Regions from separate parts of the Mus musculus genome. Here region 2 is linked to region 1. Evidence: chromatin loops called from intact Hi-C (ENCODE). Cell type or tissue: gastrocnemius. All regions are shown on one strand. Each heading gives the region's core, and the rest is flanking DNA. Links, peaks and the distances in the headings are about the cores only.

Region 1 (5,000 bases), core at 1-5,000:
ACATTCTTCTTTGCTACTTTTTAACATATTTTTCTCTTTTCCCCATACATTCTCACATATATTCTTTGTATGTGTGTTATATATTCTGTCTTAGAAATCTACCTGATCAAGAAGTATGGATACTTAATTTATATAACTTATCACATTTATATTTCAACAGTCGTCATATTAACTCATGGTAGGGCTTTGCTTTTAAGCATTACTTACCATTAAGTTAAACTGAGAGAGTCACATCAGAAAGGGGAGTACAGCTTTATGACTGCTGATGGTTATATCAGTGACATGCTGAACTCTGAGGGAAAACTGCAGGAGAAGGAAGTGTTGGGAGCTGGGTTTGGATGCTGGCTCTGCTGTAGTCAGTGCTTGACTCTTCTGTCAGCTTATGGTTTGTCCCATTCCCAAGGCTTTTCTTTCTTTCTTTCCTTTTTTTTTTTTTTTTTTTGGTAATATTTTTGTTTTGCTTTTCAGTGCATTCTTTTATTAATAGTGTTGCCCTGTTCTGCTTAACTCATGGAGAACTAAGTCTTTCTGTCTTCAGCAAAATTCAACTGTGCTTGTTTATGAAAACTTAGATGTGATCTGTATATGTGTATGTATCAAACATATATGCATGCACGTAAGATGTGCTAGTTGTTTTAAGATGAGCCTTGCTGTGTAGCTCAGGCTAGCCTCCTGCCTTAGCCTTCTGAGTATTAGGACTGTACTTGTACGCCAGCGTAATGTTTTTCTAGAATGTGAGTCCTTCGGAAGGGAGCTTTTGTATTAATATTTGTTATTAATATTTGTGTGTTAATATTGCGTAGTGTTGCGTGCTCTGCTTTTGTGTGTGTTAATATTGCGTAGTGTTGCGTGCTCTGCTTTTGTGTTTTACTTTGTAGAGAACAATCTTGGTAAGATAAAATTTGAATGCTTGAACTCCTGACTTTCTGCAGTTACAGATGTTTTCAGTTTACAGGTTTTTATATTAGAAATTATTCTTTACCCTTATTACCGCTTGCCTGGTCTATTTTTCCAATACTTAGGACTTCTTTTTTTTATCATGTCAATAGAATGAAGCTCTGAAGAGTGGAGAACTAACTCTGTTAGCTTAGTTCTTGGTTGACTGACATCTCAAACTATTAGATTTTGATGACAGTCAAGCCATCTTATCTGAGAATTTCCAGTTTGGCCTTTTCTGTTCAATGTTGCAGCTTTCCTGAGACTGTTAGAACAGTTCTGATTATACAAGAGAGTTGTGATCAAATCCAGCTCTTAATCTGACAGATAACTCCCGGTCAGTGGGACCGCTTTTGTCTTTTCCCTGGCTTTGAGTCTGTTACTGGCATAGTGGGGTGAGGAGGCAGTAACTCTCCCAGGGAGAGCATTGGCTTGTAAGTTTGGGGAACACTGGAAGCAGGAGACCTCATTTGTCTCCTTGTCTGGACTATGAGCTGGTGATGGTTGAGTTGCGTCTGTATTCAAGCTGGCTTGCAATTTGAATTTGTCTATTTGCTTATTGGCTTATATATGTGCTCTTATATAACACTGAAATCATAAGTGCATATTTATTTGAAAACTAAGCCTTTTAAAAATAGTTTTTCTTTAAAATATGTAATTGTTGAGAATCATAATTGTGCTTGAGGAAGATCAATTTCTTTAGTTAAATCTTTTTCTTGCCTTTTTAGAAGCACTTTTGGGAGTTTGGAAATGGCAAAACTTTATTTTTATTTACTTTTTTTTGATCCATTAAAAGAAGATACACTAAATGTGAATAATTGGCATATGTTTTAAATAACTGTGGTAATATACATAGACATTTATACTTGTAAGTGTGAAAAAGTACAAGAGCTGGTTTGAAATGTTATAGGAAGTTTTAGAAATTAATCTGATCGCTCATAGAATTGGAGAGCTGTGCCTCCACCTAGTGGCCACGTAGGGTGCTCCATTTTGCTTTGTAAGTCCTGAACTTTATAAAACAAAGGCTGTTAGCCTGAAGTGTACTATGGTAGGATGAAGGTGCTTCATTTAAGGATCTCTTTATTGGCTATGTGTTCCTTATGCTTGAAACAATGCCCAGTAAGCACACTTATTGAAGGTAAATCGCAAAGGAAGAGAGTCTAATACACATAATAAGACTGTCTGTAGTTTTACATGAAGAAACCCCAGAAACTGTTAGTTGATGAATAGAGGATGGAATTACTCCTCCTTCCCCAGGTTTTAAGTATCTGCTAAATCCTTTCAGAGTAGAATGTAGTAGTAATGTATTCCAAACTTCTCATAAAGCCCTTTGAACATTCTTAAGGTCACTGAAGCCTGTGCCCATCCACTACAAAAGTAAACAGGTTGTCTTACTTGTTTTTCTGAAATGAACCATATCATCTCTCTTTCCCTCTTCTAAAGTTGTGCTTTTCTAAAGCCCATTAGAACATGCTTCCTCTACATATGTAATATCTAATATATACCATTGCTGCATACTTACACCACCTACATAAGTATCATCAAATTATAGATATCATTTTTCAACTTCTTTGCTCAAAATGTGCTTCAGAGCTTTTCTGTGCTTATCCAAGTTAGATTTACTGTGATTGTTTAACATGAGACAACCGAAGCTTGTTTATATACTTAGTAACATGGGCTCTCTCCTTTCCCACTGAGATTCCTTGTATATTTTTCTTTTAAAAACAATAGTAGAAACACAAATTGTTATGTTATACATTATGCACAGCTCTAAGAATTTCTCTGGACCCTTTGAATGATTTTTGATCATTAGGCAAGGATCTCATGGCCAAATTGCCTTCAAAGGGGTTTTGTTTGTTTGCATACTCAGTGTTTATGAGTCCTGCTTCTGTCTCCTCACTCACACTTGGCATGATTAGTTCTGTAGCCTGGATGAATACGAAACAATACTGCACTGTTCCTAAACTCACTTCATCAATAGTTTGGGGATATGTAATGCAAATGTGCAGCCTGCTTCCCTCATCTGTTTTATCCTGAGGCTCTTACAAGGTTTGTTGTCCCACTCTGCTTCCCTCTGTCTTCCCTATCCCCTTCTATCACACTCTCACCACTTAGGGGCTTAACATAATGTGATTTAGAAACTCTTCATTTGGTGTTAGTCTTGTCTGCTGTGTTCTGATATGTGGGCTGTCACTCATAGCCATCATTTTGTTACATTTGCATTCATTATTTAGAAATAATTACCTGCTTATCATTCTGTTTCACTTTCTTTCCTTTTTTGTTCTTTTTTGAAAATATAGCATTGATTAGTATTTTGTTAAGCAAATTAGAAGAAAATATCCTTATTGACACTTTTACTGAAAAGTAACAGTTTAACTAGATAACGGTGTAGATTAATTTCATTCTGTATACTCTCCAAAGTGTTTTCAAGTTCCTGGTGAGAAATTTATCCTCAGTCAAATTAGTGTGGTTTCTCTTTAGGTAATCTCTAATTTCTGATTAGTAGGAGAATTATTTCATTTCTTGCTTTGTGGTTTCTTCATAATGTAATTGGCAAGACAAAAGGTCAGAGCAGACAGGAAAGGTCAAAACTCTTGATTGATTGAGTGTCAGCTGGATCCTAGAAATAAACTCATTCACTGTGATGATGATTGGATGGGTTGGCTAGAGCTGAGTCCTGGGGAAGAGAGCATTGGTGTGCAGCCTGAGGCCTGCTGCTGTCTGAGCCCATTTAATGAAGGCGTGCTCCTTTCCTGGTGCTGTGGCACAGGAAGGATGCCGCATGCATGACGAGCTAGCTTGAGAAGGTTGTTCTTGGGCTGCTTTAGTGTAGGAAAAGAAACAGAGGACCATTCTTTTGTTCCACCTGCATGGGTCTTAGATAGGCAGTAGACACAGGGAGACCTAAGACACAGGCTTCCTGAGGACCTGTGTTCAGGAAGCAAGCTTTGGTTTCAGCTGAGAGACTGTGTAGTCTTCATTTAAACCTTCTTAAAGGTCAGATAGGTTGTGATACGTCAAGACTATCCATTGATACTTTATACAGTGTTTTTCCTCCTGATCCAGTATGAGTGTTCATAAACATTTATCATTTCTTCTAAGTGTGTGATAGAGACTTTAAATCTAAGGGTTATTTTGAATAGCAGTTTAAGTTCTTTTTAATAGTGTTAGATTTTTTTTATAGCAAAACTACATTGGTGTTCATTTATTTTAGTTTTACTTCTGTTACCATTTTAATACATTTGTAATAATTTTTCCATTGGTTGTAGAGAAGGGCATTTGTTGATGTAGTTGCTTGAATAAACATTAAACCGATATTTTACATCAGTTCTCGTGTATACGTTTGGGAGAAGACAGTTAAGGGACATTGGTGGCTATGAGCATTTTCATTGGTTTGTATTTTTCAGGGACCGTGGCTAAACCTGCAGGATCTTTAGCCAGAAGCAGTAGTTTATGCCGCTCTCGTCGCAGCATCGTGCCATCCTCCCCACAGTCTCAGCGAGCTCAGCTTCCTGCTCATGCTCCTCTGGCAGCCCACCCTCGGCACCCTCACCATCCGCAGCATCCCCAGCACTCGTTGCCTTCCCCAGATCCAGACATCCTGTCTGTGTCAAGTTGCCCTGCTCTGTATCGGAACGAAGAGGAGGAGGAGGCTATCTACTTCACTGCTGAGAAACAATGGTATTGGCGTTTATCGTCATAAGTGCGGAGTGTGGGTCTGAGTGGGGCTGAGGGGGGACATGGAGCGTAGAGTGGCAGGAGTGCCACAGTGTATTTTGTGCATGCCACAGACTCAGTGTCTTCACATGACACCTGTTTGTGGACCCCAGTTCTGTATATCTGACGTGCATCTGGCCTGAGTGGGTTTTCTGCTCAGAGTATTAGAGGCTAAAATCAAGGTGCTGGCCCAGCTGATTCTTATGTGAGATCTGGAGTCCCCTTTGTGGTAGAATTCAGTTCTTTGTGCTTATATCACTGAGGTCTTATTTCTGTACCACTCTAAGCATAAGGTCGGTTTGTTTTCAGTTTCTAAAGGCAGTTTCGTTTGCCCAGGGCTTAAGAAA
Region 2 (8,313 bases), core at 1,584-6,583, 240 kb before region 1:
ATTGATCCGGCTACATTACTTTTATTATAGAAGACCACATAGCTGCAGGTCCAAAGACTGAGATTTGAGTATCTTTGGAGCATTATTCTACAAATACACACACACACACACACACAGGGAGGGGGGAGGTGTACAAAAGTACTTAAACGTCTGGCAAGAGAAAAGGTCAGCTATTCTTATCTGTGGGTATAAGGATAAATATTTAGAATTTAGTTAGGGATCATGCTGGTTTAGCAAAGTGGCTGTTATTGGTTCTCCTTCAAGATCTATGACTTCGTTAGGCCTAAGTAGTTGTCTAGGTTTTCAGTACCAGGCTTGATTTCCCTCTTCCTGAGCCTGCATTAAGTCCAATTAGACCTAGTTGGGTTTGAAGGCATATATTGTTCTCTTAGCATAATTGCGAAACAGATAGAGACCACTATAGCTGATCAGTTGTGGACCCTAGTCCCAACTGATATATCTAGAACATAATTCTTACAAATAAGGCTCAGGGATCATTGTGGAAGAGGGGGCAGAAAGTAAGAAACAGAGGAAGAGGAAGTTTACTGTGGGATTTTTGTCTAGAAATCTGTCAGAGAGGCTACATCCATGAAGTCCACCAATATGGCTGACTAAACATGACCCGAACAAGGACGACATCAGTAGACCTACTAACATGGAAGACGGATAGCCCACAAGGCTTCAACCCTAGATAAAAATCGTACAAGCAACTAAGGAATGCTAAGATCAGAAATATTTTTCTCTAGGGAAAAGTATACCAGCTGGTTATCCAATATCACAGGGTCGGCTCTGCAAACATACACATACATATGGATGGAGTAGGTTGTATTTATAGATTTAGGAATACACACACACACAAATAACGACAGTTAAAAAGAAAGAGGACATGAATTTGAATGAAATAAGATGAGGTCTATTTGGGAAGGATTGGAGAGAGAAAAAGACAGGAGAGAATGTTATAATGATATGATAATCTCAAAAATTGTAAATAAAATCAGCATACACAAGGAGATAAGATTAAAATTATGTAATGGTTCAATAACTGTCTTAGGGTTTCTATTCCTGCACAAACATCATGACCAAGAAGAAAGTTGAGGAGGAAAGGGCTTATTTAGTTTACACGTCCACACTGCTGTTCATCACCAAGGAATTCAGGACTGGAACTCAAGCAGGTTAGGAAGCAGGAGCTGATGCAGAGGCTGTGGAAGGGTGTTTCTTACTGGCTTGCTTCCCCTACCTTGCTCAACCTGCTTTTTTATAGAACACCCACAAGGGAACCTCCCTCCTTGATCACTAATTGAGAAAATGCCTTACAGCTGGATCTTGTGGAGGAATTTCCCCAACTGAAGCTGATTTCTCTATGATAACTCCAGCCTGTGTCAAGTTGACACAAAACTAGCCAGTACAATAACATTTCACAACTTTATGGTTGTTTAGAGCCCAAGATTTTGCTTATTGGAAAATACCCATTATATTAAAATGCTAAAATTAAAATTTTTCCTCAGTAGATGCCAACATTATTTTGAATTGGATTTACTAGAATTTTTAAAGTTGTGGTTCAAAACAAAACAAAACATGAAGTTTGTCACCTTATCCATTCCTAAGTGTGCAACCAATGACAATGATTGTCAGTATTGACAACCTAATATCCATTTTTTTATCCTAGAAAGGAAATGTATTTCTCAGCATAGCAGTATCTGTGTAATACCAGCATTTACTCTCTTATAGTAAGTTAGTTACATTAATGTTCCTTACTGTTAAGTGCTAAGAACATGCCCATTGATGCAAAGGCAACTGCTCCTACTGCTAGGCATATATACTCCATCTCCACAGCCCCAGAGCCTCCTCTCTCAACTAAGTTCCAACTGTTGCCTCCCGCTCCCAGGGTACTCTTCCCCAGTTAGCCTCTCAGTAAGTTTCTCAGGCTCTTTCAGTGTTTGGTCAGAGGGCACTTCTCAGTAGCCACTTTCTTTTTTTTTTTTTTTTTTTTATCTGTTTTCATTTTAATTGACAAATCATAGGATATTCTCTGATCAAGTTTTTTCCCTTCCAGATCAACTTCCCACCCACCCAACTCTCTCATTCTCATTGTCTCCTTCCCTCCTTCTCTCTCTCTCCCTCTCCCTCTCCCTTTCTCTCTCTCTCCCCCCTTTCTCTCCAAAACCAAACAAATCTGAAGTGACAATTAAAACAAAATTAAGCAGTGAAAACACTAGGCACACATGCTCAAAACAGAACCCATAAAAACACAAAATCAGAAGCCATGATATACAAGCTAAAGAGCAGAAGGACAAAAACAAAAAAAAACAAACAAAATAACAAAATAAAACAAAAACTGGAACAAACAAAGCAACATTAGACAAAGAAAATCTACAAAAATATGATTAAGTTTGTTTTGTGTTGGACATATACTGCTGGGCAGAGGGTCTACCCTTAAGTAGTATTAACATAGCCTGTGAGACTCCACTGGAGAAAGATAATGTTTCTTGGTAAGTGGCTATCGATTGGAGATAATTTCTTAGGAATGGGAGCTTTGTTCACTTCCCCCTTTCCACACTAAGATCCTGTTTTGCTTGATCCAGTGTTTAGATCTTTATCTTCTATTTATATCTAAGCTCTTAGAAAAACTATAAACACAGTTTGGAACCAGTATCTATTGATAGATTAATGAGCTAAATGTAGTAGGGTTGTCCCAGAGAGTTACTTTGTGCAATATGGAGGCTGCTATTCTCATAGCTTGAACTTATAGACTGCCAGGCCCTTCTCTGGGCCTCCTTTATCTTGCTCCATGCTTGCTACTTAATGCACCAGTTGATGTCATCACTTAGCACACTTGCTGTCTGTCACTTCCCTTCAGAGCTTTGTGTTTGTGTCTTTCTTTTGATGTACCCCTACTTCACCCTGAGGTTTGTGCTTCGTGTAGTAAGAGCGAAAGAAGGGAGCCAACTGATTTTTAGAAATCTGTGGATGTCCTCCAAAGAGTATTTCAGAGTGATAAGAATAACTTAAAAGGACGGCATGTTGAACAAGTGTAGGTCATAATTATAAAGTTCTATAAAGGTAAATAGAGAACAGTGGGGATTATTCAAAAATCCAGTGCTGGAGTATTTTCCAGAAATGGAGATATATAAAGTTTTAAGTTGAAGAAGCATGACGGTTGAGCATTATAAATATACAAATCCTAAATTAAATATATTAAGAGCCAAGAATAACGGAATATAGAGAATTAATAGCAATGTAGTAATAACTGTAGAGAACATTTTAATCGTGTGATATCCCAGGTGCTACTCTAAACACTTCCCATATACCAATTAATCCCCACAATACACTTTGATTGAAGCATTATTACATTCACCTTGCATATGAGAACACAGATACTTAGAAGTGCAGGCACTGGCCCTTGTCATTCAGTTAATAAACTGTGGAGCTCCAGTTTAAAGTCCAGCAAAATGTCTAGATGGACAAGTGCCCTGGCACAATGGGTTCTAATCCACTCCCCATTCTGTGCCCATCCCCTCTGCCTCCCACCCCACCCCAGTTTTTGTGGTATTTTTATAGACTCCTGGGTCTTCTAAATGTCCCTTCATCTTCCTAGGACTGGACTCCTGCCCTCAAATTTAAGGCTAGTGTCAGCAATTCAGTTTCTTCTATTGGGAAGCCCTGGTCCTGACTGTACCCTCTCTGTTTTAGCTCTTGATAGAGTTGCATGTGCCTTTGCTGGCTGGGACAGCCAGCTTCTACTTGTATTGGGAAAACCTTTCCTTTGCTGATGCCATCCTTATTAAGAATGGAGACCTCTCCTCATTCTTGGCATGCCCAGCTATGAACTGCACACCAATTAAGTCTGCTTTCAGTTTCATAGACCCCTCTGTGCTTGTGTGTGATTGCCCATGGGTACCTCAATGTAGTCTCATCTGTTAAGTTTCTCACATGTGATTTTCATTTCCAGATAAAACATAGGATAATTAGCACATAGTTAGCATTTTTTTGTTTGCTGCTTCAAAGTCTGGGGAGCAAATAGGGAAATGTATGAGAACGGGCAGCCTTCACATGGAGTCCCTCTGAGAACATTTAACGAAGGAGTGCCAATAGAGGGCGCTCTTCCCATTGCAAAGCCCAGCACTGACCTGAGCAGGTCTCCTCCAGCGCCACCTCCTTATTAAATTAAAATTAATTGAATTAGCATCAGTTGTTGGGTTGCAGTGCTCACTGTTGATTTTTCCAATGTCATGTTCAGGTGTTACTTTGCTTTTCACGGGATACGTCTGTACTGGGCCACTTTGCATACAACAGTGCTTCACCGCCGAAGTCATACATCAGAGGTAACATTTAAATAATTCTAAAGAGAAATTATTGAAGACTTTCATGATCATTCCAAGAACATTTGAATATTTTATATTGGTATTTCCAATTTTAAGTTGAAAATTATTTCTAATTTCTCTGCAGTCCTAATTACTGCCTTTCCTTTCAATGTCAGCACCCAGGCAGATCACAGAACCCTCTCCTGAAGTGACAGAGATTGCATTTCCATTGTCTTTTTGGTTCTTGACATCTCCTGCCTCCTCTGTCCCATTTGTGCCAAACCTGTTGTTTTCTTCTTCTTGCTACCCATAGCCATAGATTTATCTTTTCAGATTTTCTTAACTTTCTTTTAGTAAGTTGGTCTTTGAATTCTAGTTGGGCTACACTTAAACATTACGGTGTGGTAGATGTGCTACATTACCCCTTTATTCTATTCTTGTGGTCTCTCTACTGCGAGCTGCCTCAGCATGCCCCTGTACTATTCCAGTGTGCTGTCCTCCCCTGAAGACTGAGCTAGCCTCAGCCCTTCTCTTCACTGGGCAGTCAATACCGCACACTAAAATCCCTTTGCCCTGCTGTGCTTGTGTGATGCCATTCTGCTGCTTCTATGAAGAATAAACATTTCTTCAGGATTTTATCCCTGCCTGCTTGGTGTACCTCTTGCCCTAGGACAGCCCAGTTTTCTTGTGTTGGAATCAGGCTCTTCCCCCCAATAAGGGGCTGCTTTGCTTCTGAAATGAATACATAAAAATTGCTTTTCTTTTTATCTAAGGAGGTTATTGGGCTAAGGAAATGGCTCAGTGGATAAAGTGCCTGTGGTGCAAACCTGAGAGCCTGGCTTTGGTTCCCCAGTGAAGCCAGGCAGAGCACCGTGCCTATAGCCCTAGCACTGGGCCCAGATGCTCACTAGCTGGCCAGCCTAGCTAAATTGTCAAAGAACAAGGTAGAGGGTGAGCTAGGAAGACAGCTGGCTTTGCTCTCTGGCCTCTACATGCATACACACACACACACACACACACACACACACACACACACACAAATATACGTACCCTACACACACCCTTCCATCTCATCCTGCACACAGAGTGATCATAAAATTTAATTGCCTAATGACCTAAACACCATCTTAACCTAGCTTTCTTTCCTTCCCTGATAATCTCACAATGTGCTATATTCGTAGTAGCCTTAGTGCACGAAGAGCTTCATATTCCATTACCACAAATTATAGGCCCTTGGTGGACCAGCCTATATGTCATGTCTACCAGTCTACCATCAGTTTCCCTCCCTTGACACAGAAACCCTTAAAGCCCATTTAACGAAGTCAGCAAATGTATTGCATTATTTGTGGTTTGGTCTGCATTGTAACCACTGGGTGGGTGGGGGCTGTGCCCTGTGTTTGCTGTGCAGTGTCTCAGTGCTGCTGCTGTGCTCAGTTGGGGGTCTCTTTCTCATCATTCCCTTCTTTCCTCACACAAAGACCAGCTCAGCGTGTCTCCACCTTAGCCTAAGATAGCCCCACTTTTTATTTTTATTCCTGGTTTCTCTCTTACACCCACTTAAAGAGAACCTTAATAATACATTTTAATTTAAATCCCAGTGCAAGAATGGATGTCTTTTTAATAACTCAGGGTTCTTAAGAATCCTGTTAAGGTGGAAGCCAGCGGTCTTGGTTAGGGTTTCCGTTGCTGCGATGAGACACCATGAGACACCATGACAAAGCAGCACGGTGAGGAAGGAGGGAGCCCTCTAGGGCTCATCTGCCTTATACTTCCATATCACCGCTCATCACTGAGGGAAGTCAGGCTAGGAACTCACACAGGGCAGGAACCTAGCGCCAGGACTGATGCACAGGCCATGGAGGGGTGCCCACTACTGGCTTGCTCCATGGCTTGCAGGGCCTGCTTTCTTATAGAACGCAGGACCACCAGCCCAGGGTTATCTCCACCCACAATCGGCTAGGCCTTCCCCCACTGATTGGTAAGGCTTGTCTACTTACACTCTGGTCACCATTTTTTCAGTTGATGCTCCTTTCAGACGACTCTAGCTTGGTAGGGTGATATGACATTATGAAGTGATTCAGTGGGAGATGGGAAGAGTGAGAAGCTGCGGAACAGTACAGACGGAGCTTTTATAGAGCATTCTGTTTTAAGTGGTTACCCTTTTTCTCTAATCATATCAACTCTGTTGGGAGTCAGGATATGGTTAATTTTTAACTCTTCAGCATATTTTCTAAAAACATAAGCTAATAGGATATGGCAAGACTTCAGACTTGCTTTAAGAAACAGGATTGTTAAATTTAGAAAAATAACTTTATGCTTATAAATTATTCTCCAGTACTTAAGACCATTTGAAAACATTGTCTAATCAATATTATTGAGTTTAATTGTTAAAAGGCTTTGCTGGTATCAGACAACTGGCTGACAGATTTTCAACTAATTCCATATCCTGAAATGAAATGAAGTTGAACTATGGTTATTTTAAAAATTCCATTCATTATCCGCTACTTATTTGGACATTCACAGAATGTTGCTTTTTGAAACTTTACTGAGTGTATGGCTTTCCCTTACAGGAAAACTAGGATTAGAAGAATATGCTGTTTTCTATCCGCCCAATGGTGAGTGATGCTTCTGCTTCCTCTGGAGGGAAATGGAAAAGTAACAGCTTTTGTACTGGGGATGTAACTTTCTCATTCTGTCCTGAAAATGAACACAAATCATCATCTAAAATAACCCTTCCTCCTGGGAAAGGTGGATTTTAGTGCCTTGCTCTATGTTTGTGTAGTTTAATGCCAAATTGTGCACATCTCCAGCTCTACTTAGGATCAATAGAAGATTTGTGAGAAGCTGAGTCAGCGTAAATGCCCACCTCTAAGACATGCGGTTTTCCTTGAGGAACACTAAGCAGTTCAACTAGAACCTTCTCGTTGTGTCATTGGCACAGCACAGGAGTGGGGGGAACAGACTGCCCTGTGTTGCAGTTAGTGTCTTTATAGGTGGCCAGTGTGGCATTTATTAAGTAGGGAGATTGTGAAGAAAATCCTTGACTTGCTGAGAAGTGATATGACCCTGTCTTTACTCTTAGGCATTCACTGTACAGGTCTTTTAGTGTGCTTACACAGGCAGCAGATAACACCCTTGTCCTGATGGTATTAATCCACACCCGGTACAACTTTTGCTTTAAAGGAGTTAAGAACTTGGGCATTGTAACTCAGTGGATCTGGGTTCAGATCCAAGCTCTGTCAATTTACCCCCTGCCCTCGGTAAGTTACACAGCTTCCCTGACCTTGAGTTTCATTAACTTAGCATGTGAATAATGATCACATGAGGCATGTTATGAGACTCCAGAACAGGGCTTCACTTTGAGTCCAGGAAGTGCAGCCATGATGATGGTGTTTAGCAGTATTGGGCAGTCTGAGAGCCGGGTGTGTCCTGCCTGCTCCGGCTCTAATTATAAAAATTTCTCTCTAGTTCTAACCTCTTCCACGATTACCTCAAACCTAATGTGGCCCAACTGGGCATATATATTTTCCTGTGCCCCTCAAGAGAAAAACAAAATAGCAAGCAGACAACCTGTCTCAGTCAGCTGCCATTTTCCTCTACCCAGTCACTCAAGCCCTGAACCCTGGAAGTCATGATAGAGTTGTAGATGGTGCAGGCTTGCTCCACCCCATCTATGTCTTGTGCCTTTTGCTTTCTTTTGGGGTCGTCTTTTTCTCACCCTTACCTACCATCTGATCTTGCCGTAGCCCGTGTGGGTGTAATGACCAACTACATTGGTGCGTCCTCCCTATCTTTTCTAGTTTTCTGGGTTTGCCTCTGTCGTTCTCAGTTCTACATCCAAAATGAAAACCGGAAAATTTCCATTTTTCTTAAAGTTCCTTAGTGCTGCTGGAAAGTTTAATGCCCAGGCTTCTCAGTGTGACATGCACAGGGGGACCCCTGGAGTCTCACCGGTGCCATACAGTCTACTACTACCTAGCTTCATAAATCACCATCTCCCACCTCACTGTTT

Evidence for each region. A loop is a pair of places that touch in the nucleus more often than their neighbours do. Peaks named below come from ENCODE experiments on the same cell type or tissue, not always from the same donor. Only the 100,000 strongest peaks of a DNase experiment are listed, where the experiment ranks them.
Region 2: a loop joins it to region 1, with 10 times the contacts of the local background. A loop is called at or near these places in 39 of 42 quality-filtered maps.

What each region holds. Positions count from the first base shown.
Region 1 is chr5:54,111,576-54,116,575 of GRCm38, forward strand. Stim2 (stromal interaction molecule 2) reads left to right here. Exons shown (of 12, transcript NM_001081103.2): 11 at 4,344-4,617. Among named protein-coding and RNA genes, the nearest start is that of Stim2, 120 kb to the left of the region's middle. In gastrocnemius, for the core only: a CTCF peak has its summit at 1,907 (motif pointing left); a DNase peak (open chromatin) is centred at 1,903; H3K27ac peaks cover 3,339 bases.
Region 2 is chr5:53,868,016-53,876,328 of GRCm38, forward strand. It overlaps Tbc1d19 (TBC1 domain family, member 19), which reads left to right. Exons shown (of 21, transcript NM_144517.4): 14 at 4,238-4,322; 15 at 6,872-6,916. Among named protein-coding and RNA genes, the nearest start is that of Gm40305, 55 kb to the right of the region's middle. In gastrocnemius, for the core only: a CTCF peak has its summit at 4,092 (motif pointing right); a DNase peak (open chromatin) is centred at 4,102.